Linked DNA regions of Homo sapiens: region 2 is linked to region 1. Evidence: read pairs that join two places in POLR2A ChIA-PET (ENCODE). Cell type or tissue: OCI-LY7. All regions are shown on one strand. Region 1 overlaps ST3GAL2 (ST3 beta-galactoside alpha-2,3-sialyltransferase 2). Region 2 overlaps COG4 (component of oligomeric golgi complex 4).

The links. Peaks named below come from ENCODE experiments on the same cell type or tissue, not always from the same donor. Only the 100,000 strongest peaks of a DNase experiment are listed, where the experiment ranks them.
Region 2: POLR2A ChIA-PET joins it to region 1 with 13 read pairs; 28 of 35 experiments call an interaction of 5 or more read pairs at or near these places.

The regions. Positions count from the first base shown.
Region 1 is chr16:70,380,372-70,382,871 of GRCh38, reverse strand. It overlaps ST3GAL2 (ST3 beta-galactoside alpha-2,3-sialyltransferase 2), which reads left to right. Exons shown (of 7, transcript NM_006927.4): 6 at 1-67; 7 at 1,010-2,500. The coding sequence ends at 1,183. Among named protein-coding and RNA genes, the nearest start is that of DDX19A, 35 kb to the right of the region's middle. RefSeq lists enhancers at 1,351-1,410, 1,441-1,610. In OCI-LY7, CTCF peaks have their summits at 1,627 and 1,826 (motif pointing left); DNase peaks (open chromatin) are centred at 1,401, 1,811 and 2,191; H3K4me3 peaks cover 1,944 bases; H3K27ac peaks cover 1,844 bases.
Region 2 is chr16:70,515,904-70,518,403 of GRCh38, reverse strand. COG4 (component of oligomeric golgi complex 4) reads left to right here. Exons shown (of 19, transcript NM_015386.3): 3 at 664-778. Among named protein-coding and RNA genes, the nearest start is that of COG4, 6.4 kb to the left of the region's middle. In OCI-LY7, no CTCF peak of the experiment used is centred here; no DNase peak of the experiment used is centred here.

The DNA.
Region 1 (2,500 bases):
GCATCACGGGCGGTACCCTTCCACGGGGATGCTGGTGCTTTTCTTTGCCCTGCATGTGTGTGATGAGGTGGGTAGGCCCGTGGTGTGGGTGGTGGGAACCCATGGAACAGAGGAGTGCAGGCCTTCTCGGGTCTTAGCAGGCTAACAGAGGAATGTGCTTCTGTAGGCAGAATCCATGTGGCCTTGGTTTCCCCCATCTCTAGGCTGTAAAGTATAGATATGCCTTTCCCAAACGTTTCTGCTTTCATGATTCTACCAAATCCAAAATCTCTTCATTAAAAAGTTATTGGCCGTGCGCGGTGGCTGACGCCTGTAATCCCAGCACTTTGGGAAGCTGAGGCGGGCGGATTACTTGAGGTCAGGAGTTCAAGACCAGCCTGGCCAACATGGTGAAGCCCCATCTCTACTAAAAGTACAAAAAATTAGCCAGGCGTGTTGGGGCACGCCTGTAATCTTAGCTACTCGGGAGGCTGAGTCAGGAAAATCGCTTGAACCCAGGAGGCGTAGGTTGCAGTGAGCCGAGATAGCGGCATTGCACTCCAGCCTGGGCGACAGAATGAGACGCTGTCTTGAAAAAGAAAAGAAAAAAAAACATAAATAGAATGGAGAGTGTATGTAGTTGAATTTCAGCTGGACGACTGCCCCCACCAGCTCTGAGCCCCAGGCCTACTTCGTGTAAAAATGGAACTCAGTCGTTCAGAGAACCCGTTCCACCAGTGGCCAGGGCTGCCTTGCAATGAAGAGCAGGGCTGAGGCCCGGCAAGTGCTTCACTGAGTGGTGCTGATCAAAGTACTCCATTAAAAAAAAAAAAAAAAAAAAGGAGGAATTTGCAAGGGCTGCAAAGGGAAGGTGGTGTCCCCATGTGAGTCCATGTCCTTAGGCCAGGCCTGGGGGCTCCTGCATCTCCCCGGGGCCTCCCGTCCCCTCTCCTCCCTGTCATCCCGAGCCCGCCCCGCGCCATCCTCCAGGTCCCCGCCTGGGGTGACGCTCCGCTGCGCTTCCCCGCAGGTGAACGTGTACGGGTTCGGGGCCGACAGCCGGGGCAACTGGCACCACTACTGGGAGAACAACCGGTACGCGGGCGAGTTCCGGAAGACTGGCGTGCACGACGCGGACTTCGAGGCCCACATCATCGACATGCTGGCCAAGGCCAGCAAGATCGAAGTCTACCGGGGCAACTGAGCCGGGCCTCGCCGCGACCCTTCCGGCCCATCTATCGGGCACCGGGGCTCCGGCCCGGGACCCAGGACCAGCAACCCGCGACCAATCATGCTGCAGCCCAGGGGCGTCTGCTGTGCCCCGCCAATCACGAGACTGGGGGACCGGCCGGGCCTGGCACCAATCTGCGCTGCGGTCGGGCGGAGCTTCTGTTTCTCCCAGCCAATCATGTGACTCAAGGAAAACTTCCGGCGCTGTGTCCAGTCTCCTCCAATCAATGGCCTTCGGGGGCGGGCCAGCGGCCGCTCAATCCCCACTCCCTCATGCTTTGGGTTAGGGTTTTCTTTCACGCTTTCTGAGGAGGAGAGCATGGCGCGGGCCTCGGCGAAGCACTTCCGTCAGCCTCGGGCGGAGGATCGTCTTAGTAGCTGGCCAGACCTGGAGGAGAGCGGGCGGTCTTTGCGGGCCTCAGGAGATAGGTGGCCGCCCGGCCCCTTTCCCCGCCTGCCCGGATAGGTGCGTGCAGACCCACCAAAGAAAAGCGGTCGCTGCGGGACCCCCAGTCCCACCTCGGCCGCGCTGTGGGATGGCTGCGCCCCCAGGGCTTCCTGCGTCTCCAGGAAGCCGGGAGTGGCGCCCTCTGCGGGGTGGGGTGCTCCCGGGCCGAACTCCGGACAGGTGGAGGGGACAGGGCAGAGCTCGAGGAAGCCCTGTCCCCTTCAGTGCAAGGTGCTGTCACTCACGTGTGCCCTCGACCCTCCCGTTCACCCGCAGCCTTCTCAGCGCCTCTCCCTGGGCCGGAGGCCTCCTCACCAGCCTACCTGTTGCTCTGGAAAAAAATCCCGTCCCCCGACTCCGTCCCTACCCCCAGTCTTCGGCCGGCTCTGGCCCCTGGGGAGGGGGCTGCACGGCGGAAGGAGGCTGGCTATGGGCCCGGCTGCCCGCTGCATGTACCTCCTCCTCCACCCATCGCCTCTTGCCTGGGGGTAACTTTGCCTGGGGCTCATTCTTTGGTTAAGCTGAAGCTGCCGTGGGTGGCCAAACCGCAGATTCTTTGCAAATTCTGAGCTGGCAGAGCTCGCAGCCGGGAGCCGGCCGGGGAAGAGGAGACTTGCGCGCCGCAAGCCGCCTGCCTCCACCCTGCTCTCCATCTCCCGCTCTAGAAGGGCTGGGAAGCTCGCGGCCGGGGTTCCACCTGGAAGCTGCTTGCATGGCTGAACCCAGCTTAGGTCCCTGACGGGGCTGCTGGTGGAATTCTCCCCCTTCGAAGCTGGGGAGGTTTAGGAGGGGGAAGGCTTCTGTGAAGCTCTCAAACCACTAATAGAGCCCCCTCCCCAACAG
Region 2 (2,500 bases), 140 kb before region 1:
CTGAGTGGCAGAGTGAGAACCTGTCTCAAACAAAAACAAAAATTGTTCCTTGATCTCACCATCCTCTCACATGGTACTGGTTAGTGCATCTTATGCTCACTTAGCAATTGAGAGAATTTGTTCTCTAGTTCTTTGACTGTACCTATTTAGGTGTGTCTTTATTGGTTTTAGAAGTTAATTTTGGCCAGGCGCAGTAGCTCACGCCTATAATCCCAGCACTTTGGGAGGCTGAATCACAAGGTCAAGAGTTCAAGACCATCTCCTGGCCAACGTGGTGAAACCCCGTCTCTACTACAAATACAAAAATTATCTGGGCTTGGTGGCACGCGCCTGTAGTCCCAGCTACTCAGGAGGCTGAGGCAGGAGAATCGCTTGAACCCGGGAGGCGGAGGTTGCAGTGAGCTGAGATTGCGCCAGTGCACTCCAGCCTGGCGACAAAGCAAGACTCCGTCTCAAAAAAAAAAAAGAGTTAATTTTTTATCAGGTATAGGTCTGAGTTTACAGTCAAACGTTCTTGAGAAAAAGCTGAGTATAGAGCAAACTGAGCTAAGAGTTACAGGTAGGTATGAAAGAAGTAGAAGACATAGTGTCCATATGCAAAAAAAAGTTTCTGTCTCTTCTCTGCCCTATCGTTATGTGTATGCTAACAATGTATTTCTCCAGTCCTAATCTGCAGCTGATTGAGGGAGATGCAAAGCAGCTGGCTGGAATGATCACCTTTACCTGCAACCTGGCTGAGAATGTGTCCAGCAAAGTTCGTCAGCTTGACCTGGCCAAGGTAATACATCAAGCTTTTTTTTTTTTTTTTTTTTTTTTGAGACAGGGTCTTGCTCTGTCACCTAGGCTGGAGTACAGTGGTACAATGACAGCTCACTACAGCCCCAACTCCCTGGGCTCAAGCAATTCTCCCACCTCAGCCTCCTGAGGAGCTAGGACTACGGGCATCCACCACTATGCCCAGCTAGTTTTTGTATTTTTTGTAGAGATGGGGTTTTGCCATGTTCCCCGGGCTGGTCCTGAACTCCTGGGCTCAAGTTATCCTTCCACCTTTCGCCATGTTAGCCAGGCTGGCCTCAAACTCCTGACCTCAGGTGATCTGCCCGCCTCGGCCTCCCAACATGCTGGGATTACAGGTGTGAACCACCTTGCCTGGCCAATAGCTTCTTTACTGCCCTCTACTAACTACAACATCAAAATGTCTATGGGGCTTTGCGTGGTGACTAACACCTACAATCCCATCACTTTAGGAGGCCAGAACAGGAGGATTGCTTGAGCCCAGAAGTTCAAAACCAGCCTGGGCAACATGGGAAAACCCCATCTCTACAAAAAATACAAAAATTAGCTGGACATGGTGGTGCACACCTGTATCCCAGCACTTTGGGAGACTGAGGCAGGCTAATTGCTTGAGTCCAGGAGTTTGAGACCAGCCTAGGCAACATGGCGAAGCCGTGTCTCTACTAAAAAATACAAAAATTAGCCAGGTGTGGTAATGCACACCTGTAATTCCAGCTACTTGGGAGGCTAAGGCAGGAGGATCGCTTAACCCCAAGAGGCAGAGATTGCAGTGAGCCAAGGTCATGCCACTGTACTCCAGCCTGAGTTGCAGAGTGGAGTTGCAAATTAAAAATAAATAAATAAATAAGTTAATAAATACCAGCTTCTATTTAAAAAAAAAAGCTACCACATTAGAGATTAGAAGAGCACCATTCAATAGAAATCTAATGTGAGATAACAAAGCCAGACAAAAATATCACAGAAAACTTCAGACCAGTAGCTCTTATGAATATAGACATAAAGGTACTCAACAAGGCTGGGCGCGGTGGCTCACGCCTGTAGTCCCAGCACTTTGGGAGGCCAAGGCGGACAGATCACAAGGTCAGGAGATCGAGACCATCCTGGCTAACACCGTGAAACCCCATCTGTACTAAAAATACAAAAAATTAGCCAGTGGTGGTGACAGGCTCCTGTAGTCCCAGCTACTCAGGAGTCTGAGGCAGGAGAATAGCGTGAACCCAGAAGGCAGAGCTTACAGTGAGCCGAGATGGCGCCTCTGCACTCCAGCCTGGGCGACAGAGAGATTCTGTCTCAAAAAAAAAAAAAAATTTAACTCAACAAAACCCTAGTAAAGCAAGTCTAGCAATATATAAAGAGGATTATATACTATGACCAAGTGGAATTTATCCTAGGAACACAAGGTTGATTTAACATCTGAAAATCAATTAAAAGTAGTGGCCAAGACCGCAATTACTTTTGCACCATCCTAATAATACACCATATTAATAGAAAAAAGGACAAAAAACACATGATCACCTCATAGACTCAGAAGAAAACATTTAACAAAATTCAATATCCTTTCGTGGTAGAAACACTCAACAAATTTGGAATAGAGGGGAACTTCTCAGCCTGATAAAGAGCATCTGTGAAAAACCACAGCTGGCCAGGTGTGGTGGCTCATGCCTGCAATCCTAACACTTTGGGAGACCAAAGCAGTAGGATCTCT